Linked DNA regions of Homo sapiens: region 2 is linked to region 1. A link is a contact called in ENCODE Hi-C data. All regions are on one chromosome and are shown on one strand. The core of a region is the stretch at or near the end of the contact, and the rest is flanking DNA. Distances in the headings are between cores, read along the strand shown.

The links. A loop is a pair of places that touch in the nucleus more often than their neighbours do. Pooled maps may share reads with other maps.
Region 2: a pooled map shows a loop between it and region 1 (24-fold over the local background). The contact joins the promoter of ABCD4 here to the promoter of SLC39A9 in region 1. A Hi-C loop is called at or near these places in 9 of 50 pooled maps.

What each region holds. Positions count from the first base shown.
Region 1 is chr14:69,395,946-69,401,871 of GRCh38, forward strand. It overlaps SLC39A9 (solute carrier family 39 member 9), which reads left to right and starts at 2,747. Exons shown (of 7, transcript NM_018375.5): 1 at 2,747-3,520. The coding sequence starts at 3,425. It overlaps ERH (ERH mRNA splicing and mitosis factor), which reads right to left and starts at 2,354. Exons shown (of 4, transcript NM_004450.3): 1 at 2,286-2,354. The coding sequence starts at 2,288. RefSeq lists enhancers at 1,354-1,862, 1,863-2,370, 2,572-3,771, 2,700-3,039 and a silencer at 2,363-2,603.
Region 2 is chr14:74,300,153-74,306,078 of GRCh38, forward strand. It overlaps ABCD4 (ATP binding cassette subfamily D member 4), which reads right to left and starts at 2,782. Exons shown (of 19, transcript NM_005050.4): 1 at 2,723-2,782; 2 at 1-116. The coding sequence starts at 2,760. It also overlaps a transcript of VRTN not described here and the pseudogene SUB1P2. RefSeq lists a silencer at 2,531-2,610 and an enhancer at 2,871-3,230.

The DNA.
Region 1 (5,926 bases), core at 1,497-3,996:
TAACAAATCAATCTCAGTGTTTTCTCAACGTGGGCTCTATTACCTTTTGGGTTGACTGATTCTTTGTTACAAATGTCCCTTGGGGAGCAAAAAATCTCATCCAGCTGAGAATTCACTGGTCTGTTGAAAATATGACCCATCCAATTTTCTGCTACATGTGTAAGGTTAATTAAATGCAAGTATGATGCAACTCCACTGTAAATCCAGTCCCAAATCAAACTATTCACCTTTTTCCTTCTCTTCTGCTGTACTAGTATTTTTCAGCCAAAAACCAGAAAACAAAAATTTCCTAACAGGAACCCTAAACTGTTTTGGAATAACATAATTTTTTTTTGGAGACAGTTTTGTTCCTGTTGCCCAGGCTGGAGCGCAAAGGCGCGATCTCAGCTCACCGCAACCTCTGCTTTCCGGGTTCAAGCGAATCTTCTGCTTCAGCCTCCCAAGTAGCTGGGATTACAGGCATGCACCACCATGCTCGGCTAATTTTGTCTTTTTAGTAGAGATGGGGTTTCTCCATGTTGGTCAGACTGGTCTTGAACTCCCGACCTCAGGTGATCTGCCTGCCTCGGCCTCCCAAAGTGCTGGGATTACAGGCGTGAGCCACCGCGCCTGGACAAAATGATCAGAATTTTTAACCATCAAATTGGAACAGAAATAGCTGAAGCCCAGACTTTCTGAATAAACAATGGAAAAATAGTACATTTAACATGACATGCAAAACCAAGGGTTATCATACCCTTCTCTCCCCATCAAGAACTAAACCACTTTGACTAAAAGTTTCAGAGGGTTTGACATAAAAACGGAACTTGGTGACAAGAGACGAAGGATTAACTCTCACCTGTAATAACCTGAGCAGTCAAAGCCTTTGTTAAATCGATTTAAAAGCCACAGAAAGCATCATATTAGATTATTTGTTATACAGAAGTCTTTGTAAGCTAGCTACTCAAAAAGTTTCAACGAGTCATTTAAGAAAAAATAATTTTGTAGAAACCACGTGCATTCTTGCAACAGAGGTTGCCCTATACACTAGCTATCTCAACTGCTACTATAATAATTGTATTCCAATTCTAATGCAAATTAAAGGACTAATTTGAAAGGGTAAGAATGGAAAAAGCTATACAGCATGTTGCTTTTTATATCTAGTCTTAAAATGAACACCGGGCAAAGTTTACTATTTTCAGTACTTACTGCCCAAAGACAAGGATTAAAAATCACTAAGAACATAACATGATACATTTTAAAAACTGTGGTCAAGTGGTTATCATTTTTAAATGGCAATGCTTTCCTGCTCAAATTCTTTACAGATTATACCACCTCTCAAGCCAGTTTTGGTCACTTTCTTCGAATTGGAGCTTACTGATCATCCCGGTTGGGTTCTAATAGAGCTGGTCTCTGAGCTGAGCCTACTTTTCAGCCTCCAGCCCCAAGAGGATATAAATACAGATAAGTACAGGATCGAGGGCTGAGGGACGCGCCACACGCAATACCTAGAGGTCTCAAAAACAGGAAAAAAAAAAAAAAGGCAGAGCACAGGAAAACGAAAGCTGAAAAAACACTGCAAAGCAAATACGTCCTCTCCTGGCCCACATGCTGGGTATAGCTGGATCTGTCAGCTTCGAGAATAGTTAGACAACCCTGGCCCATTGTTCCTACAGCAGGCTAGAGCATTTGGAGGGAAAAATACCATATCCGGCAGGGCCCGGTGGCTCACGCCTGTAATCCCAGCACTTTGGGATGCCGAGGCGGGTGGATTGCTTGAGGTCAGGAGTTCGAGACCAGCCTGGCCAACATGGTGAAACGCCGTCTCTGCTAAAATAAAAAAATTAGCCGAGCGAGGTGGCGGGCGCCTGTAATCCCAGCTACTAGGGAGGCTGAGACAGGAGAATTGCTTCAACCCAGGAGGCAGAGGTTGCAGGGGTCTGAGATCCCGCCACTGCACTCCAGCCTGGGCGATAGAGTGAGACTCTCTATCTCAAAAAACAAAACACCTCCCCCACGTCTCCCTCTACCGAGTAACAATCGGGAGAGAGTTCATCCTCAGGCCCAAGGCACGCCGGACCCGAGCGAGCAGGCGGGCGCGCAACCGCAGGGCGGACCGGGGCTCCGAGGCCTAGAGTCAGGCCTGGCGTCCCTGCGGCGGGAAGAAGGGTCAATCCACCGACTAGAGTGGCGGGGAGCATCACGCGGCGCTGCATGGGGCTCGTGGGGAGGGGAAAACGTATGGGGCTGGGGTCGCTCTGGAGGCCGGGGACTCGGACTCGGGTAGCCGCGGAGGCCTTTCTCACCATCGCGCCAAACTCTCTTCGCTACAGCAGCTGCCGACACCGCCGCCGTTACACGAGCTTAACTACAACGCCGCTAACAGCCAATCCTCGCGAGAGGAGCCGCCGGAAGTCGTCGAAAGTGCAACGCAAAAGAGCCTTTTGGATCATAGAGGCACAGTCACTTCCGGCAGCTAGAGCAGCTACTGACTCTGTTTCAGCCATCTTCGATAAAGGCAAAAAGGTAAGGGAAAGTTTCCAAGCTTTAGGAAGAATTATTTTTTTTCAAGACGCTGTCTTCCGTACTTTCGTTATTAAACATACGGCTCAAGTGATCACCGGTATAGACAGTGACATCAGACATCTTTCATTAGCCCTACTCAAAAATGGCGGCAACGTAAGTATCCTGGGCCGGAGGTCGGTTGTAACCCGGAAGTGCCTTTGTAAAGGAGGGGGTGGTTAGACAATCCGGAAGTGGATGGAATGAAGAGATGCCACTTGGCGGCCATGGCAGCTGTAGTATCGGCGACTCCGGGTCAAGGCCCGGTCGAGTGCAGTACCATGGGCAGCACCGGGTATAGGGCAGAGACAGCTTTGTGTCAACTTTGCTGCTGAACCCCTAGGACCCATCGTTAGAGACCTGCAGGACTCCTTTCCTCATCCCAGGCTCGGAGGAGAGTTTGCTGGGACTGGTGGGCTGGTTTCCTGCTCTGGGGGGCGGATCACCTTCGGGGCCGCCTCTTGGAGACAGGGGCGCCTAGGGAACGAACAGGTTCGCTTGAGTCACTTACCCGCCGCCGCCTAAGACATTGTGCCACCCTCAATCCGACAATCGAAGAAATCGATCATTCGCACATTTTCCCCATTGACTTTTCCCATCTCTGTTAACCCACGAGAATCTAATGACTGGCATCTGAGAACCCAGAGCCTGGGACCTTAGATTGCTGTAAGCTTTCTCTGGTGCTAATATCAGCAAAAAGGGTCTGTTGCCGGGTACGTTCAAGAGGAAGGTGCCTCGTGAACACATCTGCTGGTGGGAAGGCCTAAAGAACTGGAAAGCCCACTCTCTTGGAACCACCACACCTGTTTAAAGAACCTAAGCACCATTTAAAGCCACTGGAAATTTGTTGTCTAGTGGTTGTGGGTGAATAAAGGAGGGCAGAATGGATGATTTCATCTCCATTAGCCTGCTGTCTCTGGCTATGTTGGTGGGATGTTACGTGGCCGGAATCATTCCCTTGGCTGTTAATTTCTCAGAGGTAAGAAATTCTCAATTTTCTGTCAGCTGTCAGGATGGCTGTGAGATAGTAGTTTTAGTTGCAAAGGGAAGCTGCTTCCCTAGTTAAATCTCAAAGCTGAAGGTCTCATTAAGAAAGACTATCTTTTTTAAAAGATACATGACACTTAATAATAGAAAGAAACCTCATATTCATTAGTGGAATTCTTAACCTGGGGTGGATAGATATTCCACGGAAGATCCTGGAGTATTCTGAATCCCCTAGAATTGCTTACAAAAATTTGAGGTTCTGTGCATTTACCTGGAGAGAGGCACCATAACATTTCTTTTGATTCTCAGAGGTTTCATGGAATCAAGATTCCAGATTGTTATCAAGAAAATAAATGGAGGGCTGGGCGCGGTGGCTCACGCCTGTAATCTCAGCACTTTGGGAGGCTGAGGTGGAAGGATCGCTTGGGCCCAGGAGTTCTAGACCAGCCTGGGCAACGTGGCGGGACTTTGTCCCTACAAATGAGGCTGAGGCAGGAGGATCGCTTGACCCCAAGTGGTTGAGGCTGCAGTGAGCCGTGTTTGGGCCACTGCACTCCAGCCTGGACAGCAGAGTGAGATCCTGTCTCCAAAAAAGAAAAAAAAAGAAATGGAGAATGTTATTTTTCTACATGAACTGAAATCAATATGATAACTTCCTTTTGAGAAAGTCAAACACACCTTTCTGAGGAAAGCTGTTTTGTTTTTTGGATGTCTGTACTAGAATGAATGTAAGAAAAAACTAAGATTGTTCTTAACTCACATTTCCTTTTAAAGAAGGGGAGCCTTGGAATTGATATTCTGAAGTTGTTTCAAATCTATTTGCTTAGCAATGAATTTTTGGTTAATACGTTTTGACATTTTCGTTAATTTGATTGGCACCTTGAACAGATGTTAAGCGAGGGTCCCGGGAAGAGGGATAGATGAAAGCACTGTTCAGTGAACATGCTGATAGGTCCTTTAGGTAGGCAAAAGGAATTCACGAAGTGCACAGCGTTCAAAGATTTAGGGGGGAAAAACTACTACATTCAAAGGGAACAAGATTTCATGAGTTTGTCCTAGAGTTCAGCAGTAAAATAGGCCCTAGTTTCAGTGCCATTCCTGAAAGTACTTTCAAAGGAGGCCTGAAGTAGAAAGGAAAGGTATAAATGAAATATTAAGTACACCTTGAAGAAACCTGAGGAAGAGGAGACATTACAGGTGAAAATAGCCTGTGGGTGGGAAAGAAGGTGGGACAAGGTGTTGTCAGTTTGAGGAAAAGTAAAGCCCATAGCCAGATGGAACAGATGCTTAAATTGTTGTTGTTCTTTTTCTGTTTCCTTTTTAATCTGTACCCCTCAGCATCTAATGATAGCATTTTAAAAAATTACGTGCATTACCTAACTTCACTTAAAAAACTCAAGCTGGGTGCGGTGGGGCGCGCCTGTAGTCCTAGCTACTCAAGAGGATAAGGTAGGAGGATTGCTTGAACCCAGGAGTTGGCCTGGGCAACATTGAGACTCTTTCTCTTAAAAAAAAAAAAAAAGAAAATAAAAATCAGTGACATATAGATGAGGAAACGGAGACTGGATAGGTTCATGAAGTTTGTTAGAATCAGAAGAGAGGTATTTTTTCAGTCTAGCTTTTCTGACTCAGACTAGTTCGTAGCCACTAAGCATTTCGGCAAAGGTACATGGTACATATACATGGTAGCCTGTGTGCCAAATCCAGCCTGCAGACTGTTCCATTAGCAGAAGTTTATTATTGTTGTTCTTTACCAGTATTTCCTAGAGGCAAAGGTTGGGTCGGGCTGAGTAGCAGCTGTTAGGCACAGTCCTCCTTGCCCTTGAAGCCTGTTTCACTTATTTGGGTTACCTGCCTGCCCAGTACTTTGTGAACCTGCTATGTTTCCTTTGACATAACCATATTTTCTTATAACTATATTAGAATTGAATTGACATTAGTAGGGCTGACATGTGTGAGATTTGGGTTGGTTTGTGTATTTTTAAACATATTGAAGTAACATTTATGAATAATCATAATTAATTCTGATAAGCAACCAGTAAAACTTTTTATTTCTATAAAATGCCTTTAACTTTACCAATTCCAGTATTTTTTCAAACTACCTTGAATGATTATTGCAATATGCGGATATATACTATTTCCTTTTTCACTAGAAGGAAATGTTTACAGGAGTGGTGTTAATAACTGGGTCATTAATACAGATAATTAGTATGTCATGTCATTTGTGGCTTTCTTAAATTGACGGTCAGATGGTCTTTTCCAGCTGTAGGTCTTAAAATGCTAAAATCAGCATTCATAATATCTGTTTATTATTAGAGTAGATGCAATGCATTTTGAGCTATTAGAATAAAAAATGAAAGTTATATATAACTTAAAGACATCCTAGAATTCAACTAGG
Region 2 (5,926 bases), core at 1,532-4,031, 4.9 Mb after region 1:
GTAGGGTCAGGCACAAAAGGGTCAGGAACATCAAGGCATTTTGTGATGACCAAGAAGGAAACAAAACCTTCAGTATCTGCAGGAACCGCTGGAGAAATTGCAGATCTAACCTGGGCCTGAAGAGAAGGTGGGGAGGCAGAGAAAAGCCCAAGACAATAATTAAGCCTTAGGGAGTAGTTATTAAGCTCATCCACATTGTTCTGTAGAGGGTCCAGGCCATGCAGAAAGAATGGTTTTCAAATGCTGAAGATGGTAGGCTGGGAACAGACCACGGATACAAAGGAAATTCTTTGGCCAAGCGTGGTGGCTCATGCCTGTAATCCCAGCTACTCGGGAGGCTGAGTCAGGAGAATTGCTTGGACCTGGGAGGCAGAGGTTGCAGTGAGCTGAGATTGCGCCATTGCAACAAGAGCCTGGGCAACAAGAGCAAAACTCCGTCTCAAAAAAAAAAAAAAAACCAAAAACAAAAAACTTAAAAAATTACAAATGGATTAAAAATCTAAACGTGAAAAGTAACACTATCATGTTAATAGAAGGAAATGTAGAAAAATGTCTTAATGAAGATACCTTAAAAACCTATACAGGGGAAAACTGATGAATTTAACTTCATTAGAGTTAAATGTTTTTATTCAACACAGTGCCATAGATTAAGTTAGAAGACTTGGAGGTGGTATCTGCAGAGTGCAAAACCAACAAGGACTTGAAATCTTTATTTTTTTGAGACGGAGTTTTGCTCGTTGCCCAGGCTGGAATGCAACGGCGCAATCTCGGATCACTGCAACCTCCGCCTCCCTGGTTCAAGTGATTCTCCTGTGTCAGCCTCCTGACAAGCTGCAATTACAGGTGCATGCCACCACGCCCGGCTAATTTTTGTATTTTTAGTAGGAGACGGGGTTTCATCATATTGGTCAGGCTGGTCTCGAACTCCTGACCTCCGGTGATCCACCTGCCTCGGCCTCCCAAAGTGCTGGGATTACAGGCGTGAGCCACCGCGCCTGGCCTAAAATCTTTTTTTTTTTTTTTTTGAGACAAGGTCTTGCTCTGTTGCCCAGGCTGGAATGCAGTGGTGCGATCTCAGCTCAGGGCAACCTCTGCCTCCCGGGTTCAAGCGACTGTCCCACCTCAGCCTTTTTAGTGGCTGGGAGTACGGGCGTGCGTCAACACGCTCAGCTAATTTTTGTATTTTTGGTAGAGATGGGGTTTCACCATGTTGCCCAGGCTGATCTTGAACTCCTGGACTCCAGTGGTCCACCTACCTCAGCCTCCCAAAGTGATAGGATGACAGGTGTGAGCCACCGGGCATGGCCAGGATCTAAATCTAGAGCCTACAAGAATTCCTGCAAGCCAGGAACATAGGAAATCCACAGAGAAGTGGGAAGGGATATAAACAGGCAATTCAAAAAAGGGAAAACCCACGTTTAATAAACACATGAAAATGTAGGCCGGGAGCAGTGGCTCACGTCTGTAATTCCTTTATGCACTGCCCGTCGGGAAGTGTAATCCCTGCACTTCGGGAGGCCGAGGCGGGTGGATCACCTGAGGTCAGGAGTTCAAGACCAGACTGGCCAACCCCCCCATCTTTGCTAAAAATACAAAAAATTAGCTGGGTGTGGTGGCGCGCGTCTGTAATCCCAGCTACTCAGGAGGCTGAGGCAGAAGAATCGCTTGAACCCGAGGCGGAGGTTGCAGTGAGCCGAGATCATGCCACTGCATTCCTGCCCGAGCAACAAGAGCAAAACTCCGTCTCAAAAGAAAGAAAGAAAGAAAGAAAGAAAATGTACACGATGGGATACCACCTTACACCCCCCAGACTGATAAACATTACAAAACCAGCCGCCACTGAACGATGGAGGGATACCGGGAAACAGGAAGCTTTATGCACTGCCCGTCGGGAAGTATAAACTAGTGTGACCATTCCAAAGAACAATCCAGCAAAATTAGATATGACCAGGACCCAACTCTGGGGTGGATACCCAGAGAAATGCAACAATATGCACAAGGAGACAACTGCCAGAATATTCGTTACAGTGTGGCTTGTGGGGGTGTTAATACTAGAAAAAAATCTATCCACCACTAGGGGAATAAGTCTATGCACACAGCACCCCTCATGCAAGCACTCAGAAGTGAAAACAAGATGACTAGCATGGATGGACTCAAAAACACAATGTTGAGGAAAAAGGTTTAAAGAAAAATCACAGCATATTATATTGAAGAATTCGAAACCGCTATATAGATTTCAAAGTAACACTTGCACAAATTTACCCAAGGTGGACCGTAAAGCCACTTATATAACACACCAGAGTGGCTGTCTGAAAAGGGGAGTGAAAGGGGTCTGGGAATAGGAACGAAGAGAGGAAGTGATAAAATAAACAAGGAGCCTTGCATTGGCCCACAGGGTGTCAAGAACTGAGAAGGATCAACTCAATTTTGTGCACCTGAGGTTCTTCTTTTCAAAAAAAGAATGCCAGTTGCGAGGGTGAGGGTCCCACACCGCAGGAGATGGCACAAGTCCGGCCAAGAACGGAGGGGGCCGCGGCCGGTGCGGAGCGGCCTAGAGCGGCGGGAGGGCGGACGCCCCTTCGAGAGCTCCTCTTTCTCTCAGAAGTCACGGGGGCGAGACGGGGGCGCCAGGGCGGCGGACGAGGCACGGAGGGCAGGAAAGCCCATTCCCTACAGCCCGGAACTCCTGCTCCCAAACCTCCTCCCCGACCGCCCTGCTTACCTGGCGCCAGCTCCGGGCGCGGGCCCCGCGACCGCCATGACCTGAGACCCGAGGGACTCTGGAGCCCAGCTGCCCCTAGTTCAGTACTGGGTAGAGTCCGAGGAGGGGCGGGGCCCCGGCTACCACAGAGACGGCGTTTGATAGAGAGGAAGGTGCGGGAGACGCGGACTCTCCCGGAAGCGACCGACGTCTCTAAAAGTACCAGAGAGTGGACTCGGCTGACCCGGCGGCTACAGCGCCCCCATATTTTCTGGGAGACTTCCCTTTTGACAATAGGTATCCGAGAGTGTAACTACTTTATGGCAAGTATTTTAGATTCTGTGTATAATAGATGTTTTACATATTCTCCCAGAGAAGCCAGCATGATCTTTAAAAAAGTATAAATTAGGCTTCCAGCCGGGCCCGGTGGGTTACTCCTGTAATCCCAGCACTTTGGAAGGCCAAGGCGGGAGGATCGCTTGAGCCCAGGAATTCAAGACCAGCCTGGGCAACATGGCAAGACCCCGCCTTTACAAAAGACAAAAGCATTAGCCGGGGATGGTGGCGAGCGCCTGTGGTCCGAGCTACTCTGGAGGCTGAGGCAGGAGAATCACTTGGGCCCGGAAGGTCAAGGCTGCAGTGAGCCGTGACTGTGCCACTGCACTCCAGCCTGGGCGACAAAGAGAGACCCTGTCTCAAAAACAAATAAATAGATGATAATGATCGATAGATAAGATAGATAGTTGAATGAATGAAATGCTTATCAGTTGACTGATTAGTACCCAAAGGGAGGTGGGAAATGGCTCAAAAAAAACCCAAACAGCATGATCCCACAGGTCCCTAAATTTGAATCTGGATGTGTCTTCTCACTTTCCTCCAATCCTTATTAAGTTTCAACTGCAAGCCAAACACTCTACAACATGCATGTATCACTTGTCTTTATGAAAGTTGCAGTCTAGCTGGGTAGGTCAATCAGTTGACAATTACAGATTTTTTTTTTTTTTTTTTTTTTTTTGATACGGAGTGTTGCTTTTGTTGCCCCGGCTAGAGTGCAATGGCGCGATATCGGCTCACGGCAACCTCAGCCTCCCGGATTGAAGCCATCCTCCTGCCTCAGCCTCCCGAGTAGCTAGGATTACAGGCATGTGCCACCACGCCCAGCTAATTTAGTATTTTTAGTAGAGACAGGGTTTCTCCATATTGGTCAGGCTGGTCTTGAACTCCTAACCTCAGGTGATCTGCCCGCCTTGGCTTTCCAAAGTGTTGGGATTACAAGAGTGAGCCACCGCTCCTGGCCTTTTTTTGTTTTTGTTTTTGTTTTAGACGGAGTTTCGCTCTTGTGGCTCAGGCTGGAGTGCAATGGTGCTATCTTGGCTCACTGCAACCTGTGCCTCCCGGGTTCAAGCGATTCTCCTGCCTCAGCCTCCCGAGTAGCTGGGATTACAGGCATGCACCACTATACCCGGCTAATTTTGTATTTTTAGTAGAGACGTGGTTTCTCCATGTTGGTCAGGCTGGTCTCGAACTCCCGACCTCAGGTGATCCACCCACCTTGGCCTCTCAAAATGCTGGGATTACAGGTGTGAATCACCGTGCCCGGCCTACAGCTGTCTTTATGAAGTGCTATGACAAACATACCATACAGCAGGGGTTCTCAACTTTGGCGCCATTAAGTTTTGGGGCCTGATCATTCTTTGCTGTGTAGGCTTTCCTATGCAATGTAGGATGTTTAGCTGTATCCCAGGCCTCTACGCACTAGATGCCGGTGGCATTCCTTCTGACCTAGGCATCCCAAAATGTCTCTAAACATTGCCAAATGTCCCTTAGGGGAGAAAGGACCAAAATTCCAGCTTTACCCCACCCCCTAGCATTGAGAACCACTGCCCCAGAACCAAAGAGAAAGGCATTTAACTCAGCATGGGGAAAAGTGGAATCTAGAAAGACTTTGAAGAGGAAATAACTTTATTCAAGTATGTCTTTCTTATTTTGAAAACCAAAAAAATAGGATGCAATTTTTGAAAAATTAATAAGGCAACCAAAGTATTAAAGCAAGCAACGTCACCTCTCTAGGGTAATCTAGGTTTACAGATCTTGTCCCCTTTCAGTCTCAAAAATGTCCTAGTTTGGTATTCGGTGGCATTACTGTCCCAGGGTGCCTCAGCATTGTCTATTACTGTAAACTTTTAAGAAGTAGCAGGCTGGGCACGGTGGCTCACGCCTGTAATCCCAGCGCTTTTGGAGGCCGAAGCAGGCAAATCACCTGAGGTCAGGAGTTCAAGACCAGCCTGGCCAACATGACAAAATCCCGTCTTTACTAAAAGTACAAAAATTAGCCAGGTGTGGTGGCGGGTGCATGTAATCCCAGCTACTTGGGAGGCTGAGGCAGGAGAATTACTTGAACCCAGGAGGCGGAGGTTGCATTGAACTGAGATTGTGCCATTGTACTCCAGCCTGGGTGACAAGAGTGAGACTGTTTCAAAAAAAAAAAAAAAAAAGAAGAAGAAGAAGTAATACACCAGAGTTACCAGTGAGCAAGCGGGAGGCTACTGGAGTGCAGCAGAGCAGAGTAATGCCCAAATCAAAGGAACTTACTTCTTCAAGCTCTTCTGGCAGCGGTTCTGACAGTGATGTTGACAAAAAGTTAAAGAGGAAAAAGCAGGTTGCTCCAGAAAGACCTGTAAAGAAGCAAAAGACTGGTGAAACTTGAAGAGCTCTATCATCTTCCAAAGAGAACAGCAGCAGCAGCACAGATGATAACATGATGTTTCAGGTTAGGAAAATGAGGTACATTAGTGTTTGGGATTTTTTTTTAGACTTGTCCCCCAAGGCTGGAGCGCAATGGCACGATCTTGGCTCACTGCAACCTCTGCCTCCCAGGTTCAAGCAATTCTCCTGCCTCAGCCTCCTGAGTAGCTGAGACTGCAGGCACTCGCCACCATGCCTGGCTAAGTTCTGTCTTTTATGTCGAGACAGGGTTTCACCATGTTGGCCAGGCTGGTCTTGAACTCCTGACCTCAAGTGATCTGCCCACCTTGGCCTCCCAAAGTACTAGGATTACAAGTGTGAGCCACCAAGCCGGGCCAGTGTTTGGGATTTTAAAGGGTAATTGATATTAAATAATATTGGATGGATCCAGAAGGTGAAATGAAACCAGGAAGAGAAGGTATTTCTTTGAATTTGGAGCAAAGAAGCCAGCTGAAGGAACAGATTTTTTAAAATTTAAAT